Linked DNA regions of Homo sapiens: region 1 is linked to region 2. Evidence: chromatin contacts called from ENCODE Hi-C or POLR2A ChIA-PET data. All regions are on one chromosome and are shown on one strand. The core of a region is the stretch at or near the end of the contact, and the rest is flanking DNA. Distances in the headings are between cores, read along the strand shown. Region 1 overlaps LINC01599 (long intergenic non-protein coding RNA 1599). Region 2 holds the start of POLE2 (DNA polymerase epsilon 2, accessory subunit).

What was found. A loop is a pair of places that touch in the nucleus more often than their neighbours do. ChIA-PET counts read pairs that join two places held with the same protein, here RNA polymerase II (POLR2A). Pooled maps may share reads with other maps.
Region 1: a pooled map shows a loop between it and region 2 (5-fold over the local background). The contact joins the enhancer-like site here to the promoter of POLE2 in region 2. A Hi-C loop is called at or near these places in 7 of 50 pooled maps. POLR2A ChIA-PET finds 5 or more read pairs at or near these places in 2 of 52 experiments (GM12878 and PC-3).

The regions. Positions count from the first base shown.
Region 1 is chr14:50,039,092-50,043,580 of GRCh38, forward strand. LINC01599 (long intergenic non-protein coding RNA 1599) reads right to left here. Exons shown (of 9, transcript NR_131171.1): 5 at 301-378; 6 at 1-166. Among named protein-coding and RNA genes, the nearest start is that of LINC01588, 34 kb to the left of the region's middle. Within about 2 kb of position 1,525, at least 21 of the 41 ENCODE cell types and tissues checked have a DNase peak (open chromatin) inside an H3K27ac peak, as active enhancers do; they include GM12878 and PC-3, where a contact is called at or near this core.
Region 2 is chr14:49,686,234-49,690,355 of GRCh38, forward strand. POLE2 (DNA polymerase epsilon 2, accessory subunit) reads right to left here and starts at 1,981. Exons shown (of 19, transcript NM_002692.4): 1 at 1,903-1,981. The coding sequence starts at 1,970. RefSeq lists enhancers at 1,218-1,979, 1,980-2,739 and a silencer at 2,044-2,093.

The DNA.
Region 1 (4,489 bases), core at 275-2,774, 350 kb after region 2:
TTCATCATGTCATCTTTCTTGGCTCTTCATGGTCAGTGTTTTCTCCGTGGAAACACCAAGAGATTCTACCTCTGCTCCGTCAGCAAACAAGGAAGTCATTGATTTTCATGGCCCCTGTGCTAGAGAACTCCAAGAGCCCAACTTCTTCAAGCAGCAGGCCCATTTTCTGGTGGAGAAGAGAGAAGGCAAAGCCAGGGAAGGGCATTTAATAGTGACAACTCAGCGAAAAGTAGAGGCAGCCCAATGATCAAAGGTGTCTTCCTTCAAAGCCCCTGAGTGAAAACAGCAATCCATGCTTACCGATGAAGGCCACAGGTGATGTTTCTTATGTGAGTGCATCCATCTGCTTCAGGTCATATTTTCAGAGGTCATACAAGGCTGAAAGGAAGCAAATCATTTTCATGAGAAGGATAATAAATGAGACCAGGATTGGTATCGAGAAAAGTTTTTAGACATTTCTGAGCTGGCCAGCCTGGGGAAGAAAGTGCTTCTAGATACACAGATTTCCAGGACTCTCCCTGAGAGGGTTAGATTCTGGGGGTCTGCAGATGGGGCCAAGAACCCGTGTTTTAAACAGCCCCTTCCTCACCCCGTGATCCCGCTGATGGCAGCCTGCGGACCGCACTTGGAGGAACTGGTCTAGTGAGGGTCCTCGGAGGGCGTTTTGCAGTGGGTGGAACTGAACTCTGAGTGGGATCTTCCTTCAGTACCTAGGCCCTGCCCTGCCATGGCTATGGATCTTCAGCACTCATCCTTGGGGACTGGTGCTGGGTGTTACGGGAACAGCATAAAAACACAAAACAAAAAAATTCCATTTCTCACCACCGGCGGTGAGAAATGGGGGTGGAGCCTGGAACTGTGGTCACAGGGCTCCAAGAGGAGCAGCCAGGATGCCATTGCACAACCAGCCACCTCTAAGAGAAGCAGGACCAGGCCCAGGGCTAAGCCTTCACAAGCCCTGCCGCCAGCTGCCAGCCACCCTTCCTCCCTGGGAGAGCCAGAAAGGGAAGCATAGTGAAGCCCTACATGGTGGCCTCCATCAACAGGGAGGCCCCTCTCCTCCCTCTGCCGCAGCCATCCTACTTTCGGCCAGAATGTCCCAGGGCCAAACTGAGGACAGGGCGGCCTCTCCAGAATCCTGCCCTTAGGGGCCCTGCCAGAGACTGGTTTTTCTTGTTGGAGGCACCTCTGCACAGTTTGCATTTATAAGGCCTGAAGAACTCATCCCAAGAACCCAAGCCCACTTGCAAAGATGGGATAGAGAAGGGGCATGGCATTCCACAGATGGGCTCACTCTGGAGAGGAGCTACTGACCCAGCAGCAGTTCCCCCTCCCTCACCCCTGCTCACCACCCCAGGAAGACATCCGAATCCCCATCAAATGGTCCCTGCCAAGAGCATCGTGGTAACATGGGGAAAGAGAGGATGCTAAGTTGCCCCTCTGCCCACTGGACTCCGTCTCATCTGAGGAGAATTCCACAGCAGCCCCTTCTGGGCTGTGCTCTTTATGTCTCTAAGCCACTTCCTGTTTCCTTTTCTAGGTCATAAGCCAGGCTTATAGTTGGTGTGAGTCACTTACCTAGGAAGCCCAGAGCACACGGCTGCCTCTCAGGGAGGGAGCAAAGGATACAGCTTAGAAGTGCAAGGCACTGGTTTGCTCCTAAAACACATAGATTGTCCTAGACTTTTAGCAGTGCTGTGTACCATGGCCCCCAAGCAACGCACGCCTGGGAGATCCGTGATTTGCCCAATTTGCGTTCCTCTGCTGATGCCAGGCTTTCAGTTCCCAGGAGGCACCGGACAAGCGTAGTTTTGCAAATGAAACATTGCTTTGCCAAGGGGCTAGGCCTATCAGACAATCATCAGGCAACAGCCAGCAGGCCCTGTGAAAGTCATGGCCAAGAAGCCATTCAAAAGCATTGTCTTCTAGTAACTAAATTTCAAATCCAGGGGGAAACCACAGCTCAGACATCGGCCAGTGTTCAGCAATCTGGATTCACAGGGAAACGGACAGGAATAGATTCTGCACAAGTCTATTGTGCATTGTTTTCCCTTCATGACATCTAGGCAGTTTATTCCTCCTGACTTCCACTACTCACTGCATGAGGATTATTCTGTGGAAACCAGAGTACTAAGGACGAGGCGCTGGATGATTTGGTCAAAGTCAAATGTGCCAAGTCAGCATCGAGCAGCTATTTTTGCCTTCCAATTCCATTCCCTGAACTTTTTTTCTGTGAAAGTGTCTTGTAAGCTGGAACACACCTGAGGTGGCAGAGGAAAAGCAGAGTTCGAATCTCTTCCCCAGGCCTCTGAGTGAGTTTTGCATTCAGGGATGATACTGGGGCAAGGGGCTTGAAAGGTCCTGATGTTGCTGACACCCACATAAAACACTTTCTGCAGCAGGGAAGGGAAGGGGAGAGGAAAGAACAGGCAGAGAAAGACCCAGAAACTCAGATCAGCCTAGGATGAGGGTAGCTGTCCTGAAAACAATCAGAAATCCAGAGTCCTGACTCTCCAGCAGGTATGGTCTTGATCCTAGTGAGATTATCTTCAAAGAGAAAACAAACTCTAGTCATGCAGAGAAGCAGCATTGTTCCATGCAGATCTATAAAAAACAACAGAAAGAGCATCATCCCCTTAATTATTGAGGGAATAGGAAAATAGGAATCCGCATACCCTGCTGTTGAGAATATAAACTGGAAAAACTGAGGTGGGGAATCAGTTGAGGCCAGGAGTTCAAGACCAGCTTGCCTAACGTGGCGAAACCCCATCTCTACTAAAAATACAAAAATTAGCTGGGTGTGGTGGAGTGCACCTGCAATCCCAGCTACTCGGGAGGCTTAGGCTAGAGAATCGCTTGAACCTGGGAGGCAGAGGTTGCAGTGAACTGAGGTCACACCACTGCACTCCAGCCTGGGCAACAGAATTAGACTCTGTCTCAAAATAAATAAAATAAATAAATAACTGGAAAAACATTGCTGATTGGCCACTTGGTAATGTTTGAGGCAGAGACTATGCTTATTCTGGGTCCATTACACTCTTGTTTTCCTCCTGGACACTCAGGAAGACTACACTTTCCAGCCTCCCTTGCAGTTAGGAGCAGTCATGTGACTGAGTTCTGGACAATTGGAAGGTGGGCAGAGGAAGCGATGTGAGTCACTGCCAGGCCTGACCCTAAAACTACCTGTGTAATTCTCCATGCTCTGTCTCTCTCCCTTTACTTATCAGGTGAAATCAGAGCATCCAGTGGAGACGTCCAAGGCCGGTGGCAAATGGAGACCCATCATGTAGGCAAACCCTGGTTCCAGACGACCATGCAGAGTGCCCTCTACTCCCAACCAATGACTTGTGTTGAACTGTGACATAAAAGAGAAATACATCTTTATTGTGTTAAGCCACTGAGATGTTGGCTATGTCTGTTACAATATTTAGCCTATCCTGACTGACACACTATCACAATCCTTTAAAAGGTCATAAGCTTTGACCTAGCAATTAAATTCTTTGGAACATATCCTAAGGAAATAATTAAGAAAATCACCTAGGCTAGGCTCGGTGGCTCATGCCTGTAATCCCAGCACTTTGGGAGGCCGAGGCAGGCAGATCACGAGGTCAGGAGATCGAGACCATCCTGGCTAACACGGTGAAACCCCGTCTCTACTAAAAATACAAAAAAGTAGCCGGGTGTGGTGGCAGGCGCCTGTAGTCCCAGCTACTCAGGAGGCTGAGGCAGGAGAATGGTGTGAACCTGGGAGGCGGAGCTTGAAGTGAGCCGAGATCGGGCCACTGCACTCCAGCCTGGGTGACAGAGCGAGACTCCGTCTCAAAAAAAAAAAAAGAATAATCACCAAAAATTATAAACAGACTGGGCGTGGTGGCTCACACCTGTAATCCCAGCACTTTGGGAGGCAGAGATGAGAGGATTGCTTGAGGCCAGGAGTTTGAGACCAGCCTGGTCAACATAGCAAGACTCCATCTCTAATAAAATTTTTTTAAAAAATTATAAACAACATTAATCTCCAATAATAGGCAACTCATTAAATAAATAATAATACAACTCTACAAAGGAATATTTAGGCACTTAATATCGTTTAAATGTATTTATTGACATGAAAAATTTTCATGATTTAGTATTACATGAAATAGAGTAACAAAGCAACATGGACGGTGTGAGCCCATAACTATTTATATATGTATATGCATGCAAAGAAGAAAGTTTGGAAATATACCAAAAAACAGTGATTATTTCTGGACTACAGGTGGCTTTTAAAAATTATCTCTTTCTTGCAGTTTTATGCTTTTTTTACAATGAGCATATATTTTTCTCAGTTAAAAAAATTTTTTTGGCTGGGTGTGGTGGCTCACGCCTGTAATCCCAGCACCTTGGGAGGCCAAGGCAGGCAGATCACAAGGTAAGGAGTTCAAGACCAGCCTGGCCAATATGGTGAAACCCCATCTCTACTAAAAATACAAAAAAAAAAAATTAGCTGGGA
Region 2 (4,122 bases), core at 731-3,230:
TACTGTATTATAATTTTGAAAGTAAAATTTAAAAGTAAAAAAAATTTAAAAATAACAAGATGTCACCTCCTTGATTAGGTTGCCTCAGAGTTACTAGAAGACTCTCTCTCTTGATGAAGCCATGTTGGGGGCACACATGGCAAGGGACTGAGGATAGCCTCCAGCCAACAGCCTGCCAGGCAATCAGGAACTGAATCCTGCCAACAACTGAATGAGCTTGAAGCGAATGCTGTCTGGACAACATTTGAGATGATCCATCTTGACTGCAACCTTGTGAAAAGACCCTGAAGTTGAGGACCCAACTAAGCCACACCTGAATTCCTAACCCACAGAAAATTTGAGATAATGTGTACTGTTTTAGCCTTTAAATTGTGGGGTAATTTGTCACGCAGCAATAGAATACATTATCTGCCCCCTACAAAGCTCTTGCTCTCTATTGCACCCCCTTACCCCAGCACGGTGCTTTGCAGCTAACAGATTTAAGTATACTTATGACTGAAATAATTAATGAACAAAAGCTTAATATTAGGTCAAATTCTAAGCGAAAAGAAAGTTAATTCATCAGTTCCTCATGCTTTCAAAATGTCAAGGACCAATTGAACAAAATTCATTATTTTCTCCCAAGGCATCTCCCAAAGCACAGTTAAAAGTCCCATAAAACTCACAAAACCAACCAAAAATCTACACACACAAAAGCAATAAAAACTGATACAGAGAGGTATATCCAATCCAGCAGGTATTTCAATATGTATAAAATATTGTGTTCTAGGTCAGGCGCAGTGGTTCACGCCTGTAATTCCAGCATTCTGGGAGGCCACGGCGCGAGGACTACTTGAGCCCAGGAGTTCAAGACCAGCCTGGGCAACATAGCCAGACCCCGTCTCTAAAAAACATACAACAACAAAAAATCAGCCAGGTATGGTGGCCCATGCCTGCAGTCCCAGCTACTTCAGCCCAGGAGGTTGAGGCTGCAGTAAGTCAAGTTCGCATCACTGCCCTCCAGCTTGGGCGAGAGTGAGACCATGACTCAAAAAAAAAAAAATACATATATATATATACACACACACCACACACACACACACACACACACACACACACACACACGTACATATAGAACTCTAAAACACGGAGCAGATTTAATGAGAGAAATCTTGGGAAGGTTCATATGTTCTATAGGTCCTCAAAAACACGGATATGCCCAGGAAACCTGACTTTCACATAAATTGGCAACTGCAGACGTGCAAGTGGGCTTTCTCGGGTCTCTCATCTTATGTCTCAGCAACCTTCCCGGGAGCCTGAGAGCTGTCCAGGTCACAATGTTGATAACCGGCTGCCATAGATAGGTTGCAGCTTCTCGGGCTCAGTTTGACATGTGCAGAAGAGCCTCGGCCCGCCTAGAAGAAACATTAAACTCCTCGCATGGGTCGGGGAAACCAAAGAAGGCACGGCAGCCTCAAGATCCACCTCGCTTCTTAGAACTTTTTTTTAATGGAGTCTCTCTCTGTCGCCAGGATGGAGTAGAGTGGCACGATATCGGCTCACCGCAACCTCCTCCTCCCGGGTTCAAGCGATTCTCCTGCCTCAGCCTCCCAACTAACTGGGACTACAAGCGCGCGCCACCACGCCCAGCTAATTTTTGTATTTTTAGTAGAGACGGGGCTTCACCATGTTGGCCAGGATGGTCTCGATCTCCTGACCTCGTGATCCGCCCGCCTCGACCTCCCAAAGTGCTGGGATTACAAGCGTGAGCCACCGCGCCCGACCGCTTCTTAGAACTCTGAAATTTAAGGTCAAGCCCCCTCTCGGCGCGCGGGGAGCCGCCGCGGTGCGTCCCGCTGCCGCACCAGGCAGACGGGCCCCAGCTCTTCCCTCTCGCCCTTCAAGCTGCCCGAGCCCACTCACCCACGGAGCAGCAAGCCCCGCAACTTGAAGGCGGAGAGCGCCCGGCTCCGCAGCCGCTCCGGCGCCATATTTGCGATTTGGCGCCACCGCCGCAGCTCCGCCCCTTCCCGGGCGCGCCCCTCCCAGCTCCGGCCTCGGCCCTGGCCCGCGTGGCGCTAAACCCTGTTAAGATCCCTGCTTGGTCTCCGCTGCCTGCGCCGCAGCAACTCAGACCTTACAGTTCGCAACCCCGGACCGAGTAGGCTGAAAGTGGAGACCACCTCGCGCTCCTTTGCTGCCGGGAAACTGAGGGCCAGAGCGTCTTCCCTGGTGTCGGGCTGCGTTGAGCCAGCCACAGCGCTCTCACCGCTGCCCTAGACATTGCAGGACTGCGGCCGAGCTTCCCGGACACAGGATCCCCCTTCTTTCGAGGCCATGAGAGCTGTTGGGTTCCCTACTTCGCACAAGCTCTGGAAATACTGTGCCTCGACATTTACCGGAAGCTGTTATAAATCTCCATCGCTCCCACCTACCCCGATTTTTATTTAACTTGAGGGCTTCGTATGCGCCATGCACTGTCATAAGCACTTTAAATGTGTGAATTCATGTGTTGCTCATGACAGCCCAGTGAGCTGTCTACTGTCTTTTCCACAACAGCCTCATTTTACAGATGAGAAAACTGAGACACAAAAATGGTAAAGGACTTGCTCAAGATGAAACGACGAGTTAAATGGTGTAGTCAGGATTTGAACTCAGTTATTCTGATTTCAGGTGGACTGTCAATCTGCCACACTTCAAAACGCTTGCTCCAATGAGTTGACTAACCCGTGGAGTGCTTATAAGTAAACACGCGGCTTATAAAACAGGAGGATGATTTCACAGTACCAATATAAAGTGACCTCCAACGTATACGGGTTTTTTTCTTTTTTAAAAAAAAGCGAAGTTTAATGAAGGAAGGGAAACAAAAGTATATGTATTTGTTTTTGCATTTTAAAAACCTCTGGGCCCGGGCGCGGTGGCTCACATCTGTAATCCCAGAACTTTGGGAGGCCGATGCTGGCAGATCACTTGAGGCCAAGAGTTCGAGAACAGCCGGGCCAACATGGTGAAACCCCGTCTCTACCAAAAAAAAAAAAAAAAAAAAAAAATTAGCCAGGCGTGGTGGCGCGCGCCTGTAATCCCAGCTCCTGGGGAGGTTGAGGCAGGAGAATCTCTTGAGCCTCGGAGGCGGAGGGTGCAGTGAGCCGAGATCGTGCCACCACTCCAGCCTGGGCAACAAAGCAAGGCTCTGTCTCAAAAACAAAAAAAGCCGGGCGCAGTGGTTCACGCCTGTAATCCCAGCACTTTGGGAGGCCGAGGTGGGCGGATCATCTGAGGTCAGGAGTTCGAGACCAGCCTGACCAACATGGAGAAACCCCGTCTCTACAAAAATACAAAAAAATTAGCCAGGCATGGTGGCGCATGCCTGTAATCCCAGCTACTCGGGAGGCTGAGGCAGGAGAATTGTCTGAACCCGGGAGACAGAGGTTGCGGTGAGCCGAGATGGGGCCATTACACTCCAGCCTAGGCAACAAGAGTGAGACTCTGTCTCAAAACAACAGCAACAACAACAACAAAACAACTCTGGAAGGTTAAATCAGAGACCACAAAAATGGTTAACTACAAAGGGGTGAGGGGATAGGGATGAAAGTGAAAACTTTCTTTACAGTGAGACTTTTAATCCATGTGCATGTTTTACATATTCAAAAAATAGAAAATAAAAAGGTGAGCTTAAAATTGAATGCATACTAAAACTAATACACCTAATTGTATATTAAATTGGTAACATAACATCACAAGTGATTTTTGAACACAGTTCTCTTTATTTAGTGAAATATTTTTCAAAGACAAAAAGTACAAAGAAATTTTTAATTTTTATGTAAGAAAGGATAGGAAATACGAATAGAAAGACATATAGTTAATTCTCATTACTGTACCTGTGATAGTTAGATTTTATAAGTAGCCACCAACAAATAATTATTGAATACTAAACCATTCCTACTAGGGGAAGTACAGAATTAGGTTCCTGTGAGCCTCTGGTGACAATGTTTTCATCAACTGATCAACATATAACCTTGTTTTGTTTTTTTTTTTTTTTTTTTTTTGAGACGGAGTTTCGCTCTGTCGCCCAGGCTGGAGTGCAGTGGCGCGATCTCGACTCACTGCAAGCTCCGCCTCCCGGGTTCACGCCATTCTCCTGCC